Linked DNA regions of Mus musculus: all the other regions are linked to region 5. A link is a loop called in an ENCODE intact Hi-C map of the cell type or tissue named here. Cell type or tissue: heart. All regions are shown on one strand.

What was found. Peaks named below come from ENCODE experiments on the same cell type or tissue, not always from the same donor. Only the 100,000 strongest peaks of a DNase experiment are listed, where the experiment ranks them.
Region 1: a loop joins it to region 5, with 5 times the contacts of the local background. A loop is called at or near these places in 9 of 42 quality-filtered maps.
Region 2: it touches region 5 in a loop (2.8-fold over the local background); 2 of 42 quality-filtered maps call a loop at or near these places.
Region 3: a loop joins it to region 5, with 9 times the contacts of the local background. A loop is called at or near these places in 2 of 42 quality-filtered maps.
Region 4: it touches region 5 in a loop (2.9-fold over the local background); 12 of 42 quality-filtered maps call a loop at or near these places.
Region 6: a loop joins it to region 5, with 9 times the contacts of the local background. A loop is called at or near these places in 12 of 42 quality-filtered maps.
Region 7: a loop joins it to region 5, with 2.3 times the contacts of the local background. A loop is called at or near these places in 3 of 42 quality-filtered maps.

The regions. Positions count from the first base shown.
Region 1 is chr5:109,556,016-109,560,015 of GRCm38, forward strand. It overlaps Crlf2 (cytokine receptor-like factor 2), which reads right to left and starts at 2,978. Exons shown (of 8, transcript NM_016715.4): 1 at 2,790-2,978; 2 at 1,503-1,599; 3 at 986-1,152; 4 at 405-547; 5 at 4-166. The coding sequence starts at 2,868. In heart, no CTCF peak of the experiment used is centred here; DNase peaks (open chromatin) are centred at 1,176, 1,546 and 2,756; H3K4me3 peaks cover 3,449 bases; H3K27ac peaks cover 2,768 bases.
Region 2 is chr5:110,056,423-110,060,422 of GRCm38, forward strand. No RefSeq gene overlaps it. Among named protein-coding and RNA genes, the nearest start is that of Gm35315, 36 kb to the right of the region's middle. In heart, no CTCF peak of the experiment used is centred here; a DNase peak (open chromatin) is centred at 1,699; H3K4me3 peaks cover 1,028 bases; H3K27ac peaks cover 775 bases.
Region 3 is chr5:108,627,592-108,631,591 of GRCm38, forward strand. It overlaps Gak (cyclin G associated kinase), which reads right to left and starts at 2,186. Exons shown (of 28, transcript NM_153569.2): 1 at 1,910-2,186. The coding sequence starts at 2,054. It overlaps Tmem175 (transmembrane protein 175), which reads left to right and starts at 2,219. Exons shown (of 11, transcript NM_001163532.1): 1 at 2,219-2,309. In heart, no CTCF peak of the experiment used is centred here; a DNase peak (open chromatin) is centred at 2,190; H3K4me3 peaks cover 2,491 bases; H3K27ac peaks cover 1,729 bases.
Region 4 is chr5:109,870,657-109,874,656 of GRCm38, forward strand. All of the region lies in intron 1 of AB010352 (cDNA sequence AB010352), which reads left to right. Among named protein-coding and RNA genes, the nearest start is that of AB010352, 5.9 kb to the left of the region's middle. In heart, no CTCF peak of the experiment used is centred here; no DNase peak of the experiment used is centred here.
Region 5 is chr5:109,921,974-109,925,973 of GRCm38, forward strand. It overlaps LOC115490200, which reads left to right and starts at 1,480. Exons shown (of 2, transcript XM_030255019.1): 1 at 1,480-1,793. The coding sequence starts at 1,714. Gm26808 (predicted gene, 26808) reads right to left here and starts at 1,671. Exons shown (of 3, transcript NR_166631.1): 1 at 1,497-1,671; 2 at 1,281-1,372; 3 at 671-982. In heart, no CTCF peak of the experiment used is centred here; a DNase peak (open chromatin) is centred at 1,598; H3K4me3 peaks cover 1,708 bases; H3K27ac peaks cover 936 bases.
Region 6 is chr5:109,861,716-109,865,715 of GRCm38, forward strand. Gm35089 (a long non-coding RNA gene) reads right to left here. Exons shown (of 3, transcript XR_389508.4): 2 at 1,993-2,141. It also overlaps a transcript of AB010352 not described here. Among named protein-coding and RNA genes, the nearest start is that of Gm35089, 2.9 kb to the right of the region's middle. In heart, no CTCF peak of the experiment used is centred here; no DNase peak of the experiment used is centred here.
Region 7 is chr5:110,106,033-110,110,032 of GRCm38, forward strand. Gtpbp6 (GTP binding protein 6 (putative)) reads right to left here and starts at 2,165. Exons shown (of 10, transcript NM_145147.5): 1 at 1,824-2,165; 2 at 1,028-1,165; 3 at 838-908; 4 at 621-751; 5 at 234-304. The coding sequence starts at 2,139. It also overlaps a transcript of Zfp605 not described here. In heart, a CTCF peak has its summit at 2,401; DNase peaks (open chromatin) are centred at 979, 1,859 and 2,229; H3K4me3 peaks cover 2,838 bases; H3K27ac peaks cover 1,888 bases.

The DNA.
Region 1 (4,000 bases), 370 kb before region 5:
CACCCGCGGATGCTGCCCCGGAAAGCCTTGTCACCGCTGTCCACTCGCTAGGCTGCGCCTCCAGGCCATAGTGCGCGGCCCGGGGCGACGCCCGAACCCGGAAGTCATAGCAGCGTACGGGGTCGAGCCCGCCCACTGTCAAGTCACAGCAGGGCCCTGAGGTCGTCTGCGGAGAGGGGGGGGTTGTAGGGGGTCGGAGGTCACTGGAGGGTTCAGAGGTCACAGTTTGGGGCCAGAGGCGAGAGAGGTCGGGCTGAGGCGGGAAGGATTCAAATGTCATGGGTGGGGTCAAAGGCCATGCATCTATTGTTAGGGTTGGAAAACGCAGTGTGCGGGGGCAGGAGGTCGCAGGTGGGGTCAGAGGTCACGGAGGGGCCGGCCCTGCCCCCCATGAATTCACTCGCCTGCCAGGCGTCCTCATCGTCATTGCTCTCCCGGTGCTGCACCTCGTAGTCCAGGCCCAGGTAGGAGTGGGCAGGCCAGGAGACAGTCACGTCCCCGTCTGGTGTCCAGAGCAGCGTCACATTCCAAGGTGGGCGGGGCTTCACTGCGGTGGGGAAGGTGGGGGTGGGAGGAGCTGCTGTGACCTCATTTGGCTTAATCCACACCCACCGAGAGTCTGGGTGTTGTGGCGGTGACATCACTTTCTGTCCCACCCCCGCCTGTTTCATGAAGGCCATGCCCATCGGGATGAGGGAAGGGGCGCACTTCAGAGAGCAGGACACGCCTACTTCCCATTCCTAAGAACCACTTTCTGTCTATGCTCCGCCCACCGGAGTCCAAAGGCGCAGCTGTGACATCATCAGAGCACTGCCTAACCCCTGGAGCCCAATTCCGGTATCAAAGACCAACTTCCCGTCTAAGCGCCGCCCAGTTCCTGTTTGCCCCACTCAGTGGGAGTTGAAGAGACATCATCAGGCAACTTCCTGCGTACTTCCGCCCAAGGCCCCGCCCCCTCCCTCCATGTCACGCCCACACCACTCACGCCAGGCGGACGCGCGCTGCCTAGCCTTAAACACCATGGCCCCGCCTCCGTCGCGCAGTGCCAGCTCCAGCAGCCCCGCCCTCGCCGCGGGGAGGATGCACCCGGAAGTGACACCAGCGCCGGACAGGAAATATCGCGGGCAGGGTTGCAGGGCGCCAGTGCCATAACTGCAGAGTCGGGGATTAAGGGGGAAGGATCAGCTGGATGGGAAGTGATGGACCAGAAGTCCCGCCCACGAGCATCTGAATTTCAACACCTCAAACAGAAAGTGATGGGCAGAAAGGAAGTACCGCTCCTTCCTGTCATTCATCAGAGTCTGAAAGGAAGTACCGTCCCTAATCATTTGTCAATCATTAATTAGACAGGAAGTCCCGCCCACTCTTTCAGGCGTTTAAAAGAATGAACAGCAAGTGAGTGAAGAGGAATGAGAGGAAATCCCGCCCCCTCCCATATATCATTCAATGATTCCGACAGGAAGTCACAGACCAGAAGTTCTGCCCCGCCCCCCTTCACTCACCGGAACTCCAGGCTCAAGTTGGCGCCGTGGTGGTCGGGGCCCGAGCCCCACGTGACCTCCACCGTCTCCAGGTCATGGCAGACGACTGTGACATCACCTGCGGGGGCAGGGCGGGGATCAGGGGAGCAGCCCGTGACGTCAGCGCGTTCCAGAAGAGCCATCGCAGCCATTTCCCTGACTCAGACCCTTGGCTAGGGCGCTGGGAGCAGGCCGGGCCTCATTTGCATATGCACTAGGCAGGGGAAGACAGAGGAAGACATTCTGGCTCGTACGCAAATATAGGGAATGAATATGTAAACGAGAGGCCCAAGAACTGTAGCGGTGGGCGACACCTCATTTGCATATTCACAAACAGAGAAAAGGAAAAGGATTGGGGGCTCATGAATATGGAAAGCGCTTCTCGAATATGCAAATGAGCAGCTAGCAAGTCGGAGCCTCATTTGAATATACATGATCGCAAAGAAAGCGGTAGGGAAGCGGGGCTCACCACTATGCAAAGCGACCAATGGATACACAAATGAGCAGGCAGTGAACCAGAGTGGAGATGGACTGGGGAAGCATTCTTTGCATATTCATGAGGGGAAAAGGATGGAAGACTTTGTGGCTGGTGCATATGAGAATAGCAGTATATGATGAGGAGCGGGCAGATTCAATTTCGGAGATCTGAGGTCTCATCTGCATATTCATGATCAGGGACGTTGGAGCAAGACGTTGAGGCTTGTGCATATGTAAATCGTGGGGAAAATATGCAAATGCATAGTGATCCATATGGACAGGGCATCAATTCTATATTCATGAGGGGATGGAAGACAGAAATACATCGCTCATGAATATGTGTATCTCCCGATGGATATGCAAATGAGAAGCGATGAGTGAGAACTCGGTAGGGGCGAAGCGTTATTTGCATATAAGCGGGAAAGCTGTATATGAATATGCAAAGAAGGAGCGGCCCAGAGGCCTTATTTGCATATTCAGGAGGAGGAGCGAGATTGTGGCGGCAGCACTATGCTAATGAGGTCAAGGCGGGGTTTAGGTCTCATTTGCATATTACTGAGGAGAAAGCGCCGAGCGTAGGGGGGGAGGGCGGGGCTCATGCATACGCAAAGATCAAAATGAATATGCAAACGAAGCGCTATCCGATCGCCCTTAGGAGGGCCAGAGGCCTTATTTGCATATTCATGATGGGACGAAAAGCAATGATGGGACGAAAAGCAACTTGGTAGCTCTTGCTCGGGCCCCGCCCACCGCGGCGATTGACAGGCAGCCCCGCCCCCGCTCACTCCTCACCCCGTGACGTCACCGCCGCCGCCGCCGCTGCCGCCGCAAGGAGCCGAGGCAGGAGGATGACCGCGAGTGCCCATGCCATGTCGCCGGCGGGGCCGCGGACGCTGCAGTGATTGACAGCTGGTTCGGTCCGAGCCGGTCCGAGTCGAGGGCGCCCAGGCCGCTTAGAGCCGAAAACGGGAAGCCGGGGGCGGGGGTTGGGGCGACGGGGCGGGGCCACGGCAATAAACGGATGCGGCGACTCACCGACATGGGCGTGGCCCGGCTTCCTCTTCCCATCAATCACCCGGATAGGGGGAAGCGGGGGGGGGGCGGGGGGGGGGGGGTGGACTCCGCGTGCGCCCCGACCACGCCCCTCGCGGCCTGTCCCCGCCCCCAAACCTCCAAGGCCCCGCCCCCGCCCATCTAATCTGCCCGGCTCTTGTGGTGCTTTTTAAGGCTTACTTGTAAATAATAAAAATTGTGTGTCTTTTATCCAAAAACAGAAGGGAGGTGTTGCTCCCATATGTCTGTTCCTCTCTACTTCTTTGTTCTGTCATTTGGTTGCACATTGACCTCACCAAGATGGAGGTGGCTGGCCATCGTGTGACTTTCTGTTCCAGGTCACTTCTGCTTCTCCCTTTCCCAGTCTCTAGGTGGCCCAGCACAAAAGTAAATCGCTTTGTTGAAACTTAAATGGTATGTAAATATTAGATAATAGTGAACATATCTTTTTCTTTGTCTTAACAAAAGTCGTACTTAATCATACAAAGATTTTAAGTAATATACAAATTTGAACTTACAAACAGGGCAGCACTGTGCATTGTTACACCAATTACTAAAGTTTGGTGGAAAATGGTTTCATTCATAAGGACACAAACCTGAAGATGTTGAGAACCGGGGATCTCAATTGAGAAATGGCTACCATCATATTGACCTGTGGTTTTGTGAGTAAGCCATGTACTTAATTAATGATTAATATAAGGTTACCCTACTTTCTGTGAACAGTGACACCTCTAGGTGCGTTGTTCTTGTGATTTTGAGGCCAGCCTGGTCTACAAAGTGAGTTCCAGGACAGCCAGGGCTACACAGAGAAACCCTGTCTCAAAAAACCAAAAAAAAAAAAAAAAAAAGAAAGAAAAGAAAGAAAGAAAGAAAAAAGAAAGGGCACTGCAGCCCTTCCAGTCGGCACCAGCTCCGGGTCACCTTGTGCACAAACTCTGCAGACGGTCCCA
Region 2 (4,000 bases), 130 kb after region 5:
CACAGCAGGTTAGTGACAGTGTCCTAAGTGGAAGGTTCCAGATGATGAAAAACATCAGAAAAGGAAAAGGTAGAGAGTATAAAAGCTGGGGTGGGGAGGTCTTACACAAGCTATGGCTTATGCTAAGTCAGCTTCTTAAGAATACCATCTTGTACACAATTGACATGAGGGAAAAGGAAGGAGATGGGAGACACCTCTGAAGTCAGCAGAAAGATGAAGAAAGTATGAAGTCCACAGAAACATCAGACAATGGGACACACTCAGGAGAAGGCTAATCAAACACTGCTGCCCAAGGGGAACTCAGTGTATCTAAAAAAAAAATTCTAACCAAGCCACTAGTGGCCTTGGAATTGATAACCACAGCCCCATATGGTGGGAAGTTGTGCTCTCAGAATCTGATTCAACCCCTCCCAAAGGCCCTGGCCCCAGACCATTAACCACTTTCCCAAGCATATTCCAGGTTTTAGAAAAGGAGCCCTGTTTTCTCTCTATACCCAGGGCCTCAGGGAAAGCTCCCATGGACTAGGCTGTGAATGGCTCTGCCAATCGTGTTCCTGGGTTTCAGAAGGAGCTGTGTCCTGCTCCAGACGTGGGGACCTCAGGGAAAGTGTAGCTGGATCAGGCCTACACTCAAGACAACAGTTTTCTTTTCTTTTCTTTTCTTTTCTTTTCTTTTCTCTTCTCTTCTTTTCTCTTCTTTTCTTTTCTCTTCTTTTCTTTTCTCTTTTCTTTTCTTTTCTTTTCTTTTTTCTCTTTTCACATGATTGTCACTAGGTGTCATCCTGCCCATGTGGCATAACTATCCTTTTCTCAAGAAGAAAACTGAACTTTTATGGCTCACCAGGCCTTACTGTAGATTGTGACCCTGTAATGCCCCATTGAGCAGCTGGTTAGAGGCCTGCTCTTTGATCTGGAGGTGGGCCTAGATGCTGGTTGTAAATCTAGTTTGATTCCATTGTTATGAATTCTAGACAATCCTGGTGAACAAGCATGTGTATCCTAGCATCCTAAACTCTAACTGCCCTGGTTAGCATATTACTTATCTGTGGGATGTGTTACATGCAGTGCACCCTCAGCTAAATTCTACTTGGAGTGCCTTACTATCCGCTAAGCTTTAGTAAATCCTTTACATCATCAATTCTACTCTTTTACATCACAGCTTGATAGTGAATTGCTACCCAGCACATGAGATGCCTTTTACAACCTCCACAAAATTAACTCCAAATGGGTTGTCCACCTTAATGTCAAATGCTAAGAACAGAACTTGTAGAAAGTCGGACTCTCTGAGTTTGGGATCACGCCAAAGATCTCTCTACACACAGGCCAAATGCTCTGCACAGATGCAGCCCCCACAGTGAAGTTATATAGATGCTACAGCTGGGTCCCGCGAATGGCTAGGACCTCAGGGGACCTCACAAGTGGCCGCCGATTCCCACTCTGTCCTGGGAAAGACCCACCACAGCAGCTCGCGCTGCTCCCCATTGTTGGCAGTGACCCTGTGCTCACCATGTCGCAACTTCAGACCTTGCCTGAACACGATTCACAGCACACAACGGCAGGACACAGAGCATAGAATATGGGACCATTCAAGACTGCTCAGCTACTAAGTGAAACCGGCACTAAGGCACCCGGAAAAACCCGCCTTCCCCTCTGACTGGCAGGTGCGCCTAAAAGGCTCTGATTGGCCAGTAAGTCTTGAGTGACTCGAGTACCTCCCTTAGGGTTAGAGAGAGCTGAAGGCACACAGTGTAGAGGTTCTCAGCCTAAAATTCAACTCCAGTGCCCAACCTTTTCCAGATCTACAGGGATTTGCATTTCTGTAGTATTTGTGCCGGTCCTCCAATAGCCTACCCATCTTTCTCCCTGCGCAGCTCCAGGGAGGCCCCACCACTTCCCTGCCACCGCTCAGCTGCTTGCTCCTCCCCTAGGAGGGCAGTAACCCTGTGCTGACCAGGGCCTGACTTCAGCCTAACCTTCCCTTACTCACTAGGCTGTTTGCCTTCTCCCTCCTGGAATTTAGGTAGGGAGCTTGCATAGCCCTTTACTCAATTTGCAGGGGATTTATTAATCTGTCCCACAAGCAGAAGGGTGCCCAGGAAATTAACAATTAAAGAGAGATTTTGGAAAACAATAGTTTATAGAAATGAATGGGCTTATTAATTTCTGGTTTGTTATATTCATAGTATAATTTATTTTCACTTACATCTTTAATGATCAGTTAAGAAGGATACAGTTGTGCCGTGGCTAAGCCCCAGCGTGGGGTGATTGTTCGTTCCTTCTTGTAGGTTCTTCTTGAGGCAGAGGAGGGGGAAGAGCATAGCCAGAGGGTAAGACTTTGTCTTAGGAGATTCTGGGGTAAGACAAAGTCTTACCAAAAATTTAGGGTTGCTGAATAATAAAAAGTTTACTTATCTAAGTCTAAGTTACTATGCTGTTGTAGCTGACCTGCCTTCTGTGATCCTCTGAGGTCAGAAATCGCAGTTTCTGGCACTCAGCACCTCACCCTAAAACAGCAGGAGATTAAGTAAAGGATTAATTGCTAGACTCTTTCCCCTATTGTCCAGATGCCTCCTGCTTGTCGGGCTAGGGGGGAGTTTGGAGCAGTAGACTTCTATTGAGTCAGGAGAAGAGAAAACACTCCCAGAAGGAAAAATTTTTACATAAGCAAATATGCATAATCTCACATAAATTCATATTCAGCTTCATTCATGCTCATTTATTCATTTCCATTCAAACATACTTACACACACACAAGCAGACATTCTCACAATTACATACGTACACACATCCATACTTACATATGCATATGGAGCAAAAGACCAAGGATGGGTGCAGCAAGGATTCACTCATTCTGGATTTAAAAAAAAAAAAAAAATGTGCTCCAATTTTTATTACATAGAGAAAAAAAAAAAGCTTCTACCTTTTTAATGCTAAATAAATTAAACCCATGTTTGTAAGAAAAAAGCTTTGTTTCTTTTAGTAAGATTAAACCTGCCTTGTCCTTACTATGGCACCTGATCTGTCCCATGGTTAGGAGAAGACTGCCTGCTCCTTCTGCTCCCTGGGACATCTTCTTTTCTCCTCTTTCCCTCTGCATTCTGCACATTGCTCTCTTAGTATTTTATGTTACCTATAATTTCTAAGCTACTCCACTCTTCATTCTTCTTCTAATCTAAAAAGTGTTCTGTCTAAAAACTTCTCCTCAGCTCAGCTCTGTTCCTCTCACCCCAGTCCCCCAGTTCTGACTCTTCTCTCTGTCCTCAGCCCTTAAGCATCATTCAGAATACATGATAACATGTTAAAAAGATCATCAAGAGTTCACACAGAAAATCAAATCATAAATTGAAATAAAAGTTTACAACAGCCGGGCGTGGTGGCACATGCCTTTAATCCCAGCACTTGGGAGGCAGAGGCAGGCGGATTTCTGAGTTCGTTCGAGGCCAGCCTGGTCTACACAGTGAGTTCCAGGACAGCCAGGGCTATACAGAGAAACCCTGTCTCAAAAAAAAAAAAAAAAAGAGGTTAATAATCACAGATATAATACTAGGAATTATTATAGGATCATCATTAAGACTTAAGTCATCTAACAACAATATGAACTAACCAGTACCCCGGAGCTCTTGTCTCTAGCTGCATATGTATCAAAAGATGGCCTAGTCAGCCATCACTGGAAAGAGAGGCCCTTTGGACTTGCAAACTTTATATGCCCCAGTACAGGGGAACACCAGGGCCAAAAAGAGGGAGTGGGTGGGTAGGGGATTGGGGGGGTGGGTATGGGGGACTTTTGGGATAGCATTGAAAATGTAAACAAGGAAAATACCTAATTTTAAAAAATGGTTTTAAAAAAATCCAACCGTGTTTTGTCTTCCTTGCCGGCCGAGGTGGGCACAACACAGGCATATCCATTAGGAGTGATTATCTGGCTAAACATCCATCACCTGTCTCAGCTCCACAGGTTCACAGAAGGCTTAAAACCATAACTAAGTTATAAGTGAAGTTC
Region 3 (4,000 bases), 1.3 Mb before region 5:
AGCATCTTACTAACTTGCCCAGATTGGCTTTGAATTCTACCTGTAGTCCAGGCAGACCCTGAAGTTGGAATTTACCCGCCTCAAACTCCCAAGAAGCTAGGGTTACAGGCCTGTGCCATCAGTTCAGGGTTGAAGTTTTTGAAAAACTAAGGCAACTTCCTGGTATCTTCAGAATGAACAAGCCGATCTGGCACCATCTTTGTCATTTCGACAGATGAAAGGGAATATCACATATCAGACTGTTAGTGGAGGTCCTAAACTCATCTCTGGCGGGAAAAGCACCACAGGTCTTCTACTAAAATCACATCCAAATCTATGCACAATCGCAGTGGAGAATAAGCATGACAAGCTACTATCAAAACATCACCTCTGCGTTTCCATAGTAAAGAAAGAATGTTAAACAAGTTCCCTGCTCCTACCAATCACAATTGTCATGGACAACCTTAACAAGATGACTCTCCAATCCTGAGAGCTACTTCAGACCTGAGTCAGGCCACTCTTCTCCCTGAACCTGAGATCTGGCATACTCCTAGATACTGATGAACAAAATAAACAAATTAATAATAATAATAATAATAAAAAGGCACAGTGAGTGCCTGAAGAAGATTTATTCTCTTGCAGAGGAGAAGAGCAACACTGGATTCCTAGCAACCATACAGAGGTTAACGACTGTCTCTAACTACATTTCCAGGGGATCCAATGTCCTCTTCTGGTCTCAGCAGGCAGTACACATAGATACTGTCCAGTGATGGAGGCAGGCAAAACACCAGTTTTTTAAAAAAGTAAATCTTAAAAAAAAAAAAATCATAAAAGAGAAAACACGATTCCATCACACAAGCTGACTACAGAGCCTGTGTGAGGAAGCTACAAACTCAGACTGACCTCAAGACACAGAACTATGGAACTGTCTATCAAACAAGGTTCTTTTTGTTTGTTTGTTTTTCGAGACAGGGTTTCTCTGTATTGCCCTGGCTGTCCTGGAACTCTCTCTGTAGACCAGGCTGGACTTGAACTCAGAAATCCGCCTGCCTCTGCCTCCCCAGTGCTGGGATTAAAGGCGGGTGCCACCACGCCCGGCTCAAGCAAGGTTCTTAAAGGTTACAGCTACGGGCTCTGTTTCCTGTACCTTATACGAGGTCACTACAGAAAAAACTCAATAGGTGAGGCACTTAGGCTATAAAAGAAAACAAGACTGTAGGGCCCCAGTCTATCCTCTACCTCATCAAGCAAGGGAAGACTCTACAGGCCCCAGAACTCAGCAGCACAAACACTGCCATCTCAAGACAGTCCTCGGGATGCAACAACAACGCTGGATATGATACAATGAATAACAGCTTATGACCCCAGAGTGACTGTGCTCACCTTCTGACCTGACTCCACCTTTGAATCTTTCTGTATATGCCCCAGATACAGCTTTGACCCTAAGCAGAGGTGGTCCTTCCAGACCCAAGCCTCCTTTACTGGATAACCACCTGCTAGCATGACCCTTGTACTACTAACTCTACCCACCAGGAAGTAAGTGTGCAACCCGAAGCAGTCTATCCTCTGCAATCACCACCAAAGGCCTTAACCCACAAGCCCCTGTGGTCTCTCTTCCTGGCAAGACCCTTCTCCGACCTGATTCACACCCCAGCAGTGGCCCTTCATAGCGATGGCCTGATTTACATCCCAGCAGTGTCTTTTCCCGCAGACCCTGCCCGGAGAGATGACTCCCTGCGGCCCTGATCTGACCCACACCTCAGTCGTGACTCTCTAGGTCTCAGACTTGATTCACACCCTGGACACGATCCTCCTTGCTGCCCCTGCTTAAAGCGGTGACCGTCACGCGCCCTGACTCGAACCACACCCCAGCAGCGACCCTCCTGGGCTGCTCCTGCCTCCCGCGGCCTGGCGACGCCTTACGCCTCACCCTCGGCCAGGACCCGCCGCACCCGCAGACGCAGCTCGCCCAGCTCCACTGTCTGCCCCACGAAGTCACTCTGATCACGGCCCGCAGCTCCGCCAAGAGAACCAGGGCCCGCCAGGAAGTCCAGCGCAGACTGCAGCAGCGACATGGCGTCGGCCGCTCCGCGGCAGCGGGAGCCAGGCTCCAGCTCCGCACTGCCGGGTTAGCAGCTGCGGGCGAACAACCCGGCCATCTTCCGCCCGCGCCGTGACGTAAATCAGAGAGCGAGTTGCGTCCCGACGCTGCGGCCCCGCCCTGACGCAGCAGGCGGAAGGGCGCGTGTTTCTGCAGAGCCAGCAGCAGCAGCAGGCGCAGGCGCAGAGGGTGCGATCCTACGGACCTCAAGCTCCTAGGAGGCACGGAGGTAGGGCTGTCGCCATCTGACCCTAACCTCATCTGGTTGCTTCCGCTGGCCCAGGTCCAGCCTAGGTGGCTAGAGCGTCGCGGGACGTTGGGCGCGCGCTGCGGACCGCCCCAGAGCCCGCCGCTCGCGCCTGACGCCTCAAGGTAAAGCGAGGCCTGGAGCCCACCCTAAGTGTCCCTAATGCCCGGTTTAGGAGAGGAGGGTATCTTGCAGACAAGCAGCCAGCCTATGAGCCACAGACACTTATGTTTTGGTCCACACAGGTTTGGGGGAGGATGAACTAGTTGCTAGAATTAAGACCGAAAAACGTAGTTTTAAAAGGGGGCGGGAGAAAGCTTCACAACGTGTATACAAAAGTCACCTGGCAGCACTGGACGCAGAATCCCGTGTGATGTCAAACACTTAGAGCTGTCCATCTCAGGTGAGGCAAAGTCATGGGATTCCCCACTCGTCTCTGTACCTCCGAGGTTTCTGAAGCCATATGAAGTTGCAGAGCCTTGGGTAGAGTTTGTGCTTTTGGACTGAAAAATGGATCCTTAAGCCCAAATCAACATCTTAACTGTCCCAGGATTGTATGCTATTAAATACGCCTTGGGGGGGGGGGGGGCGCTACCTGCTCTTTAAAAAGTCAAGTAGAAAAGAAATGAAAGATTATCATTAGTATACAGTGAGGTACGTGGTAGGTGAGACAGTAGTTTCCTAGAAATGGTGAAGTGGAAGCTTTGGATAACACCTGGAGGAATAAAGAACTGATGAAGTAGAGATGGTACCTGTAGGTAACTGAGGAGATTTGTGAAGAAGAGTGTGGGAGCTGAAAGGGCAGTGTGGTGTTAACATGATCTTAGATGGGAGACTTGAGCAGCCTAAAGCCAATGGGAAAGAGTGAAGTCTTTCCAGTATAGTGGAGAGGAGTACTGTCTCAGAATAGTAGGACAGTCAAGTCACATCCAGATAGAGGATATGTAGTGTTGGTATAGAAATGGCACCTTTCTATAAGAGAATCACTTATAAGATGCAGGGAGGAGGAAGTAGCTACGGCTTGCAGTTGCAGGTAACTTTATGTTATTACTGGAATGAAGTTGAAGGGATTTTTTATTTTTTGGTGGCTTCAGATCTCATTATTTAGAAGGAAAATAAATCTGAAAGCAAAAGGAAAAAGTAGGGAATTGGAGGCTTGGTAGCCTTCAAGAGACCTAAAACATCATGAGAAACATCATGAACAATTCACTACAGCGTATAGTGAAACTTGACACCATAAACTCTTGCTGGCATGACCTAGGACAAGTGGAAATTTCTAAATCATGTAATTATAGATCAATTTTATGGCATTGTAGTAGATGCCATTCCAAGACCATTTTAACTGGAACTGCATCTTGTGGTCTCTCGTGATCCCACCTCATGTATGAACACATACAGATTTAAAACTGAATCCGTGCTCTTCCTCCACCAACACATTCTCTTGTGGTAGTAAAAGATATTGCCCAAGAGTAAGTTATTTTATAATGATGAAGGGGTGAAATCATAAAAAGAGTGCATCAGGGCTGAAGAGATGGCTCGGTGGTTTAGAGCTCTTGTGCTTGCAGAGTGCTGGGGTTCAATTCCCAGCATCCACATGGCGGCTCACAACCACTTATAACTCCAGTTCCAGGGGATTCAGCGCCCTCTTTAAACTTCTGTAGGCAGTAAGTATG
Region 4 (4,000 bases), 51 kb before region 5:
TTGATCACAGTGTTAACCCAGGAACTATCCAGTTTACTTGGGGGTGAGGGTGGGATGGGGTAGGGAAGCTGTTTCTATTTATGGTGTGGCCCATCCCTTAGACCACATGTTTGCTGCCAAACGATGAAAATAACGTCAGTTTTAGAAGGAAGCACTCATGTTTGAAAGCAATGTCTTAATGTGTGGCTGACAAAATGATGAATTAGAGAAAGATCTGACAGAATAGGATATGCCCAACTCTCAAGAGAAGAGAGAAGAGAGGCAACATAAGAGGAAGCAGCACCCTCTCAGAGGGTGAGAGGCAGAGGCAGTTTTACCTGGAGAGTTTTACAGAGACAGGCTAAAGAGAAAACAAACTAGACACAGGTGAAGAAAGAATGAGCCAGAGAATGAGACTGTGCCAGAAAATGAGAACAGATTGCTGGAGTTCATTTGAGGCCAAGCACAGCAATTCAGTCTGAAATGAAAGAAGCCAGTTTAAATCTGCTAGCATGAAGAGGAGTTTGAGTCAGAACAACTGAGTTGACCAGCCAGCCAAAGTTCAGAAAGAAAAAGAAAGGTGATTTTATTCAGCAGTTAAGTCTCAGATGCCCAAAACATTCTAGACCTAGATAAGATTGCACAGAGATTAGAAGGTTTCAGGACTAGGTCTAGACGATCAGGAGGAATTGAGCCTCCAAGATGATATTTTTACACTCCTTTGTGAGGGTCACGGACTATAAAAACAGAATGAAAACTGTATCTGTCACAATCCTACTGTCCCTGTCTTCACTATTTTGCTTTTCTTTGTTCATTATTGCTTACCTTTTTTGCATTTTCATATAAGCAGTATTGAATTAATATTTAATTGAAGATAGGTTCTCTCTCTTTAAATATCTCCTGAACACTGTTTTTCCTCCCTACACTCCTCCCAGCTACCGCCCCCTCCCCAATTACACCTCTCCTCCTCTCCCCAAGATCCAATAACCTCCTGCACTGTGTCCTCTTCAAAAAGGAGCAGACCTCCAAAAGAGGACAGCCTAACAGGGCAGAACAAGATAGAAAAAGACAAGGTGAAAGCCTTCGTATTGGACAAGGCAACCTGATAGGAGGAAAAGTCTCAAGATCAAGCTAAAGAATCAGAGTTACACCTGCTCCCACTGTTAGGAGTCCCACAAAGACACCAAGCCAACAGCCATAACATGTCAGCAGAGGACCTGGCACAGACCCATGCTGTCTCTATGCTTGCCATTTGTCTTAGTCAGGGTTTCTATTCCTGCACAAACATCATGACCAAGAAGCAAGTTGGGGAGGAAAGGGTTTATTCAGCTTACAATTCCATACTGCAGTTCATCACCAAAGGAAGTCAGGACTGGAACTCAAGCAGGTCAGAAATCAGGAGCCAATGCAGAAACCACGGAGGGATGGATGTTCCTTACTGGCTTGCTCAGTCTGCTCTCTTATAGAACCCAAGACTGCCAGCCCAGAGATGGTCCCACCCACAAGGGGCCTTTCCCCCTTGATCACTAATTGAGAAAATATCCCACAGCTGGATCTCGTGTAGGCACTTTCCCAACTGAAGCTCCTTTCTCTGTGATAACCCCAGCCTGTGTCAAGTTGACACATAAAACCAGCCAGTCCACCATTTAAGTCTCTGTAAGGTTCCTAGAAATCCAGTCAGTGTTACTCATGGGTTACCTCTCAGGTCAAGAGTCAAGTTAAACCAAATATTGGTTGGCCATTCAAACAATTTTGTTACCATCATGCCCCAGAACATCTTGGGGTGTGTGTGTGTGTGTGTGTGTGTGTAAGGGATGGGGGTCCAGGTTTCTCTTTCTGTAGCCTGTAGAATGCCTTCTCTCTTCAAAGAGAATAGAACATAGGGGTGAAGGCTTCAAGCCTGCACCACCAGCTTGATTTCTGCATTCAGTGAACTCTGTGGAATTTGTCCTTATTGATGGGGCCCTGCTGTCAGTTATGCGAGAACAAAGTTTTGTCCTAACATCAGCATGGATAGTTTAAGGATCTCCAAGAGACCACCTTGGCCAACAGCTCAACCAAATGTAACCCATTTCCAACATTGAAGCCCTGGCTGGATACAGAGGATGGTCAGTTCAGACTCCATATTCTCCATTACTCCGAGTCTTCATTAAGGTCACCCTATAGCATCTGAGAAGTTGATATTGTACTGCGTTTTTACAGTAACCCCCAAATGACCCCATTCCAGCTGTTCCTCTCTGCATTGTACTTTACCCCTGCATTGCCCCAACTGATCCCTCCCACTCCTGTTCCCATCAAACCCCAGTCTACTCACAGAAACTACTCTATTTCCCTTTAGAAGGAGATCTGTGCTTCCCCCTATAGCCCATCTCTACCTAGCCTTTCTGGGTTTGTGGAGTATGGCTTGATTATTATTTACCCAGTAGGTAATATCCACTTATAAGTGAATGCATGCCATGTGTGTCATTCTGGGTGTGGGTTACTTCACTTAGGGTCGTTTTGTTTTGTTTTAAGTTGCATTCACTTTGCTGAAAATTCACAATTTCGGGTGTTTTTGTTTGTTTGTTTTTAAACAGCTAAGTGATACTCCATTGTATAAATGGACCACAGTTTTTTTGGGTTTTTTTTTTTTTGTTTGTTTGTTTTTTGTTTTTGTTTTGTTTTTTTTTTTAATCCATTCTGCAGTTGAGGTACCTCTTGGTTGTTTCCAGTTTCTGGCTAGGATGAATAAATGTGCTATGAACCTAGTTGAGCAAATATCCCTGTGGTAGGGAGGAGCACCTTTTGGATAGATTCCCAAGAGCCGTATAGCTGGGTTTTGGGTAGATGGATTCTCACTGTTGTGAGGGACCACAATTCTGAGGAAATACTGATTTCTATAGTGATGGTATTAGTTTGTACCCCACAAGGAGGTGGGGTTTGTTCCCCTTTCTCCACATCCTTGCCAGCATGAGCTGTCACTTGTATTATTGATCTCAACCATTCTGACATTTACAAGAAAGATGCTCAAAGTAATTTTGATTTGCATTCCCCTCATGACTAAGATGGCGATGATTTCATTAAGTATTTCTCAGCTTTTTGAGACTCTGTTGAGAATTCTCTGTTTAGATCTATACCACATTATAAATTGAATTTCTTGGTTTGGATAGTCTAGTTTCTTGAGGTTGCTACATATTTTATATATTAGGCCTCTATAATATGTGAATTTGATTAAAAAAAATTATTCCCATTCCTTAGGCAGCCTTTATGTCCAATTGACCAGGTTTTTGCCACTTTTAATCCATTTTCTTTTATTGGCAAAGAGGAGAAACAGGACACACAGTATTGGCCTGTAATTTCTTAATTTTTTTATTATACTCTTGTACTTCATTTTTAAAAGACTTATACGTCTGTCTGTCTGTCTTTTGGTCTCTCTTTATTTGTGGTGCAATCTACATTGTGTGATTTTTATTCACTATAATCTAATTATATTGTTGTTTCTCTGGAAAATGATAGACCTTCACCTATTTTTGTCTTTTGAAAATTTACTATGAATTTCTTGAGATTTTGATAGTTGGGAAACAGTTTTAGTTTCCTCTTCTTGATCCTGACTGCTTGCTTCTCCCATTTTTTGGAAACTCTGGCTTCCAGGTGATGTAATCAGCAATTTTGGGGGTTTTGATATGGTTAACACATTAGATTTGGCTTTTTAAAACTTTCTGATATATTATTGTCTGTGTGTCCTAATTAGCTTCAGTTGTCAACATTTTGGAGCCTACACTCATTTCTCATTCAAATGCCCTCATTAAAATGGCTGGATGCTGTGTATGTGAGAGATTGTGTTGTGTGATGATTGATGTGGGAAGGAAGGCTCTTCTGCTGAGGGTGTCAGGATCCCTGAGCTAGTGTGCCTGGACTACATAAGAGAGCTAGCTGAGCATGAGACAGTGACCAAGCAAGAGGGCAAGGCAAGAAACAATGGTCATCCATGGTTTTTGCCTAATTTTCTTGAAGCTTGAGGTTCTCTCCTTAGCTCACAAAA
Region 5 (4,000 bases):
TCCTGAAGTGACCTGCCTCGGATTATTATATAATCTTTGACAGGTGAGCCCTCACTAAGCAAGGCTGTGAGGGACTCATTTTAGGTAAGTCTCCTGCTTTTAATATGCTTTTCCTGTTATTAATAAACATATATTACTACCACTAAGTAGCAGCACACCCCTCAGGAGCAGATCTCTGCAGATCCACGGAGATGCACTCTCTTGTAGAGATGCTGTATAGACAAATAGATGACTTAAGTCTTAATGATGATCCTATAATAATTCCTAAAATTATATTTGTGATTATTAAGCTCTTTTATAATGGGACTGCTATTAAGTCCTTTCCTGATAATCAAAATTTCAACGAGAACTCTGTCAGTCCCTCAAATGTCACCAGTTAAATGCTCTTAGATAGTAACCAGACTTTCTCCTACTCAGAGCACATTCCAAGAGGTTGTAAAAAAAAAAGGGGGGGGGAACTAATGATTTATTATAGGAGCTAGGACAGAAGGTAAAATACTGACTGGGTTTATCTATACAGAACTTCACTTATAACTTAGTTATGGTTTTAAGCCTTCTGTGAACCTGTGGAGCTGAGACAAGTGATGGTGTTTAGCCAGATAATCACTCCTCATGGATATGCCTGTGTTGTGCCCACCTCGGCCGGCAAGGAAGACACAACACGGTTGGATTCTTCCCAACAGCCTTTATTGCAGGAACACCTCAATGCTGCTACTGGGACCCCGGGAACCCAGGAAGGTCTGCTTATATACTCTCAGCCCCCATCCACTCAAGGCAGGCCAAGCCACCTCACCAGGCATGCAGCTTCAGCCAATCAGGGCGGCAGGGGCATGCCTCCACCAAATATGGACTTGTTTACACCGCCAGCATTATGGTGCACCTGCGCAGCTCTCATGATGGTCCTGGCTTATTTTCAGGTGTATGAGGAAGTCAGGTGCAAGTCATAAGACTTAGCTGCAGTCCCGGGCCGCTCCTCACATGCCTGTAAACATTCTCTGTTGTAAACTTCTATTTCAGTTTATGATTTAACTTTCTGTGTAAACTTTGATGAACTTTTTAACATGTGATCATGTATGCTGAAAGGTGTTTAAGGGCTGAGGACAAAGAGAAGTGTCAGAACTGGGGGGCGGGGGTGATAGATTAATAAGCCTATTAATTTCTATAAACTATTGTTACCCAAAATCTGTCTTGGATTGTTAATATCTTGTGCACCCTTCCGCTTGTGGGACAGATTGATAATTTCCCTGCAATTCAAGTAGTGGGCTATGCAAGCTCCCTACCTTGATTCCAGGAGTAAGAAGACAAACAGCCTACAGAGGGAGGGAAGCTCAGGCTGAAGTCAAGACCTGGTCAGCACAGGGTTACTGCCCACCTAGGGGAGGAGCAAGCGGCTGAGCAGCGGCAGATGGAGTGGTGGAGCCTCCCTGGGGCTGCGCGGGGAGACAGATGGGTAGGCTATCGGAGAACAGGCACAAATACTACAGAAATACAAATACCTGTAGATCTGGAAAAAGTCAGGCACTGGACTTGAAGCTAGGGCTGAGAACCTCTGCACTGTGTACATTCAGCACACCCTAACCCTAAAGGAGGTGCTCGAGTCACTCAAGACTTACTGGCCAATCAGAGCCTCTAGGCGGACCTGCCAGTCAGAGGGGAAGGCGGGTTTTTCCGGGTACCTTGGGCCGGCTTCACTTAGTAGCTGAGCAGGCTTGAATGGTCCCTTATGCTGTGCTCTCTGTCCTGCCGCTGGATGCTGGGGAGGGTGCTCAGGCAAACTTGGAAGTTGTGACATGGTGAGTACAGGGTCACTGAAAACAATGGGGAGAAGCAGGGGTCTGAGCAGCGCGATCTGCTGCGGTGGGTCTTTCCCGGGACTCATTGGGAATCAGCCAGCGGCCATGTGCGGTGTCCCCTGAGGTCCTAGCCACTCGCGGGACCCAGCTGTAGCCTCTGAATAACTTCACTGTGGGGGCTGCATCTGTGCAGAGCATTTGGCCGGTTTGTAGCGAGATCTTTGGCGTGATCCCAAACTCAGAGAGTCCTAGATTCTACAAATTCTGTTGTTAGCATTTGACATTAAGGTGAACAATCCATTTGGAGTTAACTTTGTGGAGATTGTAAAAGGCATCTCTTGTGCTGGGTAGCAATCCACTATCAAGCTGTGATGTAAAAGAGTAGAATTTATGATGTAAAGGATTTACTAAAGCTTAGCGAATAGTAAGTCACAGCAAGTAGCATTTAGCTGAGGGTGCACTGCCTGTAACACATCCCACAGATAAGTAATATGCTAACCAGGGCAGTTAGAGTTAGGATGCTAGGATACACATGCTTGTTCACCAGGATTGCCCAGAAATATGGCTCCTAACCACAACAAAGGAATCAAACTTGATTTATAGCAAACATCTAGGCCCGTCTCCATATCAAAGAGCAGGCCTCTAACCAGCTGCTCAATGGGGCTTTACAGGATCACAATCTACAGTAAGGCCTGGTGAGCCATAAAGGTTCTGTTTTCTTCTTGAGAAAAGCATAGTTCTGACACATTGGCAAGATGACACATAGTGACAGCCATGTGAAAAGGGGAAAAAGAAAAGAAAAGAGAAGACAAGACTGGTGTATTGAGTGCAAGCCTGATCCAGCTACACTTTCCCTGAGGTCCCCAAGTCTGGAACAGTACAGCTCCTTCTGAAGCCCAGAGCCAGTCACAGCCTGGGCCTAGACCTTGGGAGCTTTCCCTGAGGCCGTGGGTATAGAGAGAAAACAGCGCTCCTTTACTTCGTTTTTTGTTTGTTTTTTTTTTTTTTTTTTTTTGTAGAACATGATTTTAATATTTTCAATTGTTAATATTTTTAAAAGAGAATAATTATTTTAAGATATATTTCACTGTTATATCCTCCTTTTAATTTCTGATTTTATTAGGATACTGTCTCTGTGCCCTCTGGTTAGTCTGGTTTATCTAGTTGATTTTCTCAAAGAAACAGGTCCTGGTTTTGTTGATTCTGTATATAGTTCTTTTTGTTTCTATTTGTTTGATTTCAGCCCTGAGTTTGACTCTTTCCTGACATCTATTCCTCTTGGGTGTATTTGCAGAGTTCCTCCTCTAAATTCAGGAATGTGCTTGGGAGAGCTGGTAATGGTCTGGGGCCAGGGCTTTGGGAGGAGTTGAATCAGATTCTGAGAGCACAAATTCCCACCATATGGGGCTGTGGTTATCAGTTCCAAGGCCACTAAAAGTTTGGTCAGAAATGTTTTTAAGAAACACTGAGTTTTCTCTTGTGCAGAAGTTTTTGATTAGCCTTCTCCTGAGTGTGTCCCATTGTCTGATGTTTCTGTGGAGTTCCTACTTTCTTCATCTTTTTGCTGACTTCAGAGGTGTCTCCCATCTCCTCCCTTTTCCCTCATGTCAATTGTGTACAAGATGGTATTCTTAAGAAGCTGACTTAGCATAAGCCATAGCTTGTGTAAGACCTCCCCACTCCAGCTTTTATACTCTCTACCTTTTCCTTTTCTGATGTTTTTCATCATCTGGAACCTTCCACTTAGGACACTGTCACTAACCTGCTGTGTTAGGGCACTGGTGTCCTTAAGAAATGATCCTGGAATATGCTTGCTGTGTAAATTTCCCATATGTTTTAGTGGCTAGACTTGCAGTCTCCAGTCTGTATTTAAGTTGTTCAAAACTTAACCTGGAACCTGAACCTAAAAGAGACTTAAGGGTGGCAGCATATGTGGAAGGCAAAATCCGTCCTAGTCTGGCTCCTCTTTTAGCCTTAATCAGTGTAGCTGGTCTTTGCTACTTTATGGTTTCTTCTTTTCCCCTCCCTTAATCCCCTTCCGTGACCCCCGCAACTGTTTCACCCCCTAACAGCAGACAGGAGAGAAACAGGGATGGAGGAGAAAGAGATCCTTGAGTCTAGTTTCTGTCCTTGTACTGGATCCCCCAGCAGGAGTCAAACAGTCTCTGATGCCCAGAGCAAGGATTAAAGGTAGGAAAGGCAGAAAG
Region 6 (4,000 bases), 60 kb before region 5:
ATGGATCACAGGGCCCCCAATGGAGGAGCTAGAGAAATCACCCAAGGAGCTAAAGGGATCTGCAACCCTATAGGTTGCAACAAGAATATGAACTAACCAGTACCCCGGAGCTCTTGTCTCTAGCTGCATATGTATCAAAAGATGGCCTAGTCGGCCATCACTGGAAAGAGAGGCCCATTGGTCATGCATACTTTATATGCCCCAGTACAGGGGAACGCCAGGGCCACAAACTGGGAGTGGGTGGGTAGGGGAGTTGGGGAGTTGGGGGGAGGGTATGGGGGACTTTTGGGATAGCATTGGAAATGTAAATGAGGAAAATACCTAATAAAAAATATTTAAAAAGGAAAAAATAAACAAGAATGAGATCCTGGTGAAGAGACAGTGATTCTCACACCTCCTACCTCCAACAGTCTCTTTCACAACACCCACGCTCTGTGAACTCTGCTCTGCCTATGTGGAGACTGATGCCATGACATGTCACTGGCATGCCGGCTGCTGGTCTTTGTCTTATGTGTGAAAATCTTCAGTCATGAGGAACAGTTTTCTTCAAAATAGCATCCTCAGGAGGAACAGAAATGACGAGGCCCCACACCACTCCTACCATCAGTAATGGGCCTGTTCTCCACTGGCAGCCACACTGCCCTTCCTCCTTCCTGCCTGTGCTGGGTGATATCAGAAGAATCAAATGCATAAGTCTTTTCTCAGAAGATGAGATTTAAAGGATGTGGCTGAAAGAATAAGAGAAAAGTCTAGGCTAGACAAGCATCTACCACAAGTCCAGCATGGCAGTATAGGGCTTTAATTACTCTAGAATCTTCTTAAGTGTCACCTCTGCATTCTAAAGGACAGGGACAAAGGAAGAGACCTGTGGACATCTGAGCAAACTGTTTACTTAAGAAAGAATTTCTAGTTTTGAAGTCATACCTGCCCAGAAACATTCAGTCTGAACATTCTCCAGGCTGTGCCTCCCTCCACCTGCCTACCTGGACAATGGTTAACTATCACACACAGATTTTATTCCTACCTGTGGCAGTCTGAATGAAAGTGGCCCCCATTGGGCCACACCCGGCTTGTAGCTGTCTTGAGACACACACCAGAAGAAGGCATCAGATCCCATTACAGATGGTTTTGTGCCACCAGGTGGTTGCTGGGAATTCAACTCAGGACCTCTAGAAGAGCAGTCAGTGCTCTTAACTGCTGAGCCATCTCTCCAGCCTTGTTTTTACAAATTTTTATATTATTGAACTCATGGGCTTTTTCACAAGACCATGTGCTCCTTACCTATCTATGAAGTTATGTCTTCTGAGGCCTCTGGGTACCTCAATTTCATATTACAAACTGAAAATATCCTTTACCATTCCCTGAATCTTGCTGACCATTGTCCTGTCTGCTGCTGTTTCCATGTAAATAGCAGGTGGTGAGCTGCATTGAGACCCTGAGAGGGAAGGACTCCAACCCTCTTTCAAAGCACTGACCTGCCATTAAGTTCTGTCTTTTAACCTGTGTCTCATTCTGGGGAAAACAGATTCCTTTATGACATTAGTATTCATACAAAAGCATTTTACTTATTTTATTGTACTGTGGAAAACCAGTAAGTGTCACTATCTCATGTGGACATTAGATCATGTTATAATGTAACTCAGTGCAGATAGCCTACCTGTATGCAGGATACTGTCATGGGGTATTTTTCTATTTGATGGTGTTTAATGATTTAGGTTCTCAATAACTTAGGCTTGCCTACTAGCTATTTACTGACAAACAGAAAAAAGGGGGCTTAAATGTACTGTTAGGGCTCAAAATTTTTAGGTAGGGTAAGGAAATTTCTTTTACATAAGGCATCCTTTGTGATATTAAAAGTCACACAATTCTCTTTTTTTGCAAAATTTAACAAATATATGATGGTTGTAATCAGCACTGTAACCAATACCATATTGACGATGTTGATTCACATTCTTCTACTCTAGTCAAAAGTAAAATCTTTTCATTTCTTACCTATAGCTAATGATGGTGTGAAGAGCAGAATAGATATTTAATTGATAAATATTAAGTAGTTTCTCCTTTTTCTTCATCCATATGCTGTAATGTGTAAGGACAGAGTCGTTTTGCAAACATTCCAAACATGAAACATTCCACCTTCTTATCTTCAGAAAATATATAAAGAATAAAATTAAAGAAAAACATGGCATAAGTTCCTATACTCAGAGCAACCTGCTGCCAAGACATGGAAGGAAGCACAAAATGAACACAGTGGATCACAGAACATGATCTCTTAAGTAAATCTTTTAAAATTTGAAAGTGAAAATTTGTTTAGTTCTTAGAAAACATGAAATTAATGTTTGTCCCAAGGAAAAATGACTACCTTGCCTTTTTAAGCTAAAAGAAAGATTAAAGGTAATTCCAATTTAAAAAACACTATATTTTCAGAGCAAAGATGTGCTAGCACACATCTGCAGTGCTGTAGAGTATAGAGATAAGGGGATCTTATCTGGACAGCTTTGTGCATGTCCTGGACCTCTTATACAACCTCAGTCCCACTGTGTCAGGAGCCATAATGGGACAAGCTAATAACTAGCAGGTGATCATCCTGAAGTGTCCTGCCTCGGATTATTATATAATCTTTGACAGGTGAGCCCTCACTAAGCAAGGCTGTGTGGGACTCATTTTAGGAAAGTTTCCTGCTATTAATATGCTTTTCCTGTTATTAATAAACATATGTAACTACCACTAAGTAGCAGCACATCCCTCTGGAGCAGATCTCTGCAGAGCCACGGAGATGCACTATCTTGTAGAGATGCTGTATAGACAAATAGATAACTAAAGTCTTAATGATGATCCTATAATAATTCCTAAAATTATATTTGTGATTATTAAGCTCTTTTATAATGGGACTACTATTAGGTCCTTTTCTGATCATCAATGTTTCAATGAGAACTCTCCCAGACTCTCAAGTGTCACCAGGTCATTGTTCATAGATAGTAACCAGACTTTCTCCTACTCAGAGCACAGTTCAAGAGGTTGTAAAACAATTTTAAAAAGGTCATAAAAAGGGAACTGATGATTTATTGTAGGTGCTAGGACAGAAGATAGAATACTGACTGGGTTTATCTATACAGAACTTCACTTATAACTTAGTCATGGTTTTAAACCTTCATTGAACCTGTGGAGCTGAGACAGGTGATGGATGTTTGCTAGGTAATCACTCCTAATGGATATGCATGTAAACATTCTCTGTTGTAAACTTCTATTTCAGTTTATGATTTGATTTTCTGTGTGAACTTTTGATGAACTTTTAACATGTGATCATGTATGCTGAATGATGTTTAAGGGCTGAGGACAAAGAGTCAGAACTGAGGGACTGGGGTGAGAGGAACAGAGGTGAGAAGAACTGAGCTGAGAGAGGAACTGAGCTGAGGAGAAGTTTTTAGACAGAACACTTTTTAGGTTAGAAGGAGAATGCAGAATGGAGTAGCTTAGAAATTATAGGTAACATAAAATACTAAGAGAGCAATGTGCAGAATGCAGAGGGAAAGAGGAGAAAAGAAGATGTCCCAGGGAGCAGAAGGAGCAGGCAGTCTTCTCCTAACCATGGGACAGAACAGGTGCCATGGTAAGAACAAGGCAGGTTTAATCTTACTAAAAGAAACAAAGCTTTTTTTCTATACAAACATGGGTTTAATTTATTTAGCATTAAAAAGGTAGAAGCCTTTTCTTTCTCTATGTAATAAAGATTGGAACACATTTTTTTTTTTTTCATCCAGATTGAGTGAATCCTTGCTGCGCCCATGCTTGGTCTTTTGCTCCATATGCATATGTAAGTATGGATGTGTGTGTAAGTATAAAATTGTGAGAATGTCTGCTTGTGTGTGTGTAAGTATGTAATTGTGAGAATGCATGAAAGCTGGGCCCAGCTGGGTTTGAATAAAAATGAATAAATGAGCATGAATGAAGCTCAATATGAATTTATGTGAGATTATGCATATTTGCTTATGTAAAAGTTTTT
Region 7 (4,000 bases), 180 kb after region 5:
GCGACGGGTACACAATGAACTCCGGGATCAGGAGAGGTCATGAAGTGAGCACAAGGGGGCCATGTAAAGGTCAGGGGTCATGTGAACTCTCCATACCTTGCAGTCCCTCCTGCTGTGATCCCAGGGCTCAGTCATTACATTAGACCCCAGTCACAGCCCCGCATCACAGGCCTGTGTTCCCCTCCATGTCCCCCTTCTCCCCAATATCCCCTCTACACACCTCTGGCCCTTACCTGACCCCATGATGTACCGGGAGCCCCAGCCTTGCTGGTCTTGCTGCCCAGAGTCGGTATTCACAGAGGACCTGGAGGGAGGCAGGTAGGTAGCGCATGAGGGGAGGGGAGGACACAGGGAGCACCCCTGTCACAGCGTCCAAGGATATGTGCAGAGGACATGCGGGGAGGAACTGCGGAGAGCACCACCTGCCACCTGTTGCAGCATCTACAGTCACGCGAGAGGATACGCAAGGAGGACATGTAGGGAGGACATACGGAGAGTACCCAAGGACATGTGAAGAGAACATGTGGGGAGCACTACATGCTGCATCACCCACAGACTCCCTGAGAGGGCAGGTGGTAAAAACACGAGGGGAGGACATGCGGGGAACATCACCCGCGAACCTGAGGAGCGGGATCTCTGCCAGCGCCAGCTGCATCCGGGCCTCCCTCGTGCGTGCGTTACAACGGAAGATATGCAGAACTAGGGTGAATCTGTCGAACACACGCAAACCCCAAGCGGACTCCAGCTCCTTCTGAGGAGATGGGGGCCACGCAGGGATCAGTCAGGGGTCACATGGTGTCATGGGTCATGTGAGGATCAGGGGGGACACAAGGGAACCTTGGTCGGTGGCGCCATCCTCTCCACGTTCAGGAACACGGACGTGATGTCCTGGCATCCCTTGATCTTTTCTGGAGCACAGGGAGTGGCCCGTCATGGGGTTAGGAGGAGGACGGGAGGCAGTCTGACCCATCCTACACCAGCGCAGGTGAGGCGCATGCCCAGCGGCCAAAGGTGAGGTACCGCTCACCTGTCACGTCCTGAAAGTTGCCCTTGCCGAACACCAGCCTGCTGCCAGGCGCTGCGCTGGGCACCACCAGGGTACTCGCGACCGACCATCCTGGAAGTGCGCGCACCAGGGCGGCCGCCTCTGCCACCTGCCACTCCGCTGTGAGGACACAAGGGTCCATCCAGTCAAGGGCCGAGCGGGAAGACCTCGGACCACGGCGGTGGACAGGGTTAGCTCTGGGATGAAACCGCGCCCGCGCAGAGTCCGCATCCCCCGCCCACACCATGTCCCCACCCTGCAGCTCACATCACAACCCTAAGAAGCTCGCCAGGCCATGATCCAAAGCTCTACCAGGGAAAGGCAGAACCTCTAGGACTCGCCCCCAGCGCCCAATGTTCCCCCCCCCCAGACTCCGCCTACAAATTTAGGATAGTCCCGCCCCAAGGTCCCACCCGGAGCACGCGCAGCCTCACCCATCGGGCAGGCCCAGGTACCATCACATGCTCAGCCAGATCACGCCCCCAGCACGCAAGCTCGCCAGACTCCGACTCCACCAGGAGAGCAGCCACGAACCCAGCACATCCCAGACTATCCACACTCTCTACCGTACGCCCGATGTCCATCATAGTACCCTGCCCCCAGTGCTCCTCCCTCGGCTTCTCCTTCCTTTCTCGTGACTCCGCCCCTTCCAGAACTAGGCGTCACCGCCGCCCCAATTCCCCGTGGCCTTCCTGTATAGCACTAGTAAGTTTCGGCCTTCAGGTCCTCGCCCCTTCCGGCTTCCCTGCTCAATCCCCACTCTCGCCCTACCCGATACCTGTGCTTCGAGGCTTTTTTCCGGCCGGGCGTTTGACGTCAGGATGCAGGACGCAAACGCGCTGTGTATCCAAGGGCAGGAGGGGTGGGGCGCGGAGCAGCTCATCCTCCTCTTCCTCTTCGTCCTCACGGGGGTCCTCCTCGCCCCCACCACGGACGGGACCGCCCCCCGCCCACGCGCTCCCCCAGACCCGGCTCCCGGCGTGGACAGTGCGGACGGGACTTGGCAGGGTCACCGCGGGGCTCCGAACGAGTTGTACGCGGCGCACACGCGGGAGCCAGAACCCCGGGAGCACGGCGGCGCGCAGAAAAAGCATGGCGCGTGCGCGCGCAGCGAGAGACTGCGGGGGCGGGGGAGGGAGAGCAGGGAGGGACGGGAAGAACAACAGGGCGCATGTGCGTGCCGCGAAGGGTGGCTCTGGGAGGATCGAGAGCAGATCGCTTACCCGCAGCGAAAAACTTGGATAGGGGCGGGGTCAGGGAGAAAGGACAGCAAGGCGCATGCGGCGAGGGGCGGGGCCGAAAGGACAATGCCTCTAAAACAAAACAAATAAAAATAAGCCTAGTGGTGGAAGATCTGAATAGAGTTAGTGTAGGCACAGCAATTTCAAAAGGAACAACACAGGACTCAATAGAACTCAGGGTTTGGCCTATGACAACTTTTATGAAGACAATAAAGTTAGGTATAAAGGACATAGGCTATTGAAATAATCTAGCACTGAATGTTAAAATAGAATTCAAATAAGTTATAAAATGTGTTAGCTTTTATGCTTAGTTATAAGAAATTACAAATATTCATGTTTCTGTTGAAACTTACTTGGGCCACAGGAAACTCTCCTCAACACAGAGGAAGATGGAGTCACAGATGGTAGGCTAGAGGATGTTCAGTACCAAGAACTAGAAGGAACTAAATGGAATATATCTGTGACCTGGGATAGCTGCGCGCTCTCTCTCTCTCTCTCTCTCTCTCTCTCTCTCTCTCCTGTGTATCTTTTTTTCAAGTCATTTATATATTTTCTGGAGTGGAGTTGTGGGGACATATTCATATAAAGTAGGAACAAATCAAGCCTTGGGATGTGTGCTGCTGACAATCCATTTAGCTTACTTGCCTGAAGCAGGGAACTAGGGGATACAAAACAAACAAACAAAACAAAACAAAACCCAAGCTGGAGATGTCTCTCAGACTAGTAAAGAGACTGGCTGCTCCACTGAACATAGTCATGATTAAAATAGTTCAAGATGTCACAGCACTGGTTGCTTCTCCAGAGGACTGGGGTTCAGTTCCTAGCACTCACATATTTGGCTCTTCATGAGTATCTTCCTGGATGCAGACAGTAGTGCTGAAATGTCTAATTTGGGTATAGAAGCCAAGAACATCAAGAGATATTTAAAAGTTAATGAATTCTTCCTTTAAATTATCTGCTTTGGGTGACAGAAAGATGGCTCAGGGGTGCGTTTCCAGAGGACACAAGTTTAATTCCCACCACCCACATAAGAGCTCACAACAGTCTTAGGAGGATCAACACCCTCCTGGCCTCTGTAAGCATGCACACAGTGCACAAGCATATAAGGCACAACACTAATATACATGAAATAAACAAATACATTTTAAAATAAAAAAGAGTTTTAAGAAATAAAATAGGACTGGAGAGATGACTCAGTGGTTAAGAGCACTGTCTGCTCTTCCAGAGGTCCTGAGTTCAAATCCCAGCAACCACATGGTGGCTCACAACCATTTGTAATGTGATCTGATGCCCTCTTCTGGTGTGTCTAAAGACAGCGACAAGTGTACTCACATACATAAAATAAATGCATCTTTAAAAGAAGAAGAAGAGGAAGAAGAAGAAGAAGAAGAAGAAGAAGGAGGAGGAGAAGGAGAAGGAGAAGGAGAAGGAGAAGGAGAAGGAGAAGAAGAAGAAGAAGAAGAAGAAGAAGAAGAAGAAGAAGAAGAAGAAGAAGAAGTAGTAGTAGTAGTAGTAGTAGTAGTAGTAAAATGCTTCAGGCCAGTGAGACAATACAACGGTAAGGGCCGAAGAAGAAGAAGTAGTAGTAGTAGTAAAATACTTCAGGCCAGTGAGACAATACAACGGTAAGGGCCCTTGCTGATGACATCGTCTTAAGGGAACATGAAGGCTGGGGGTGGGGGGTGGAGGGGTGGGTCCGGAAGTGAAGCCCATC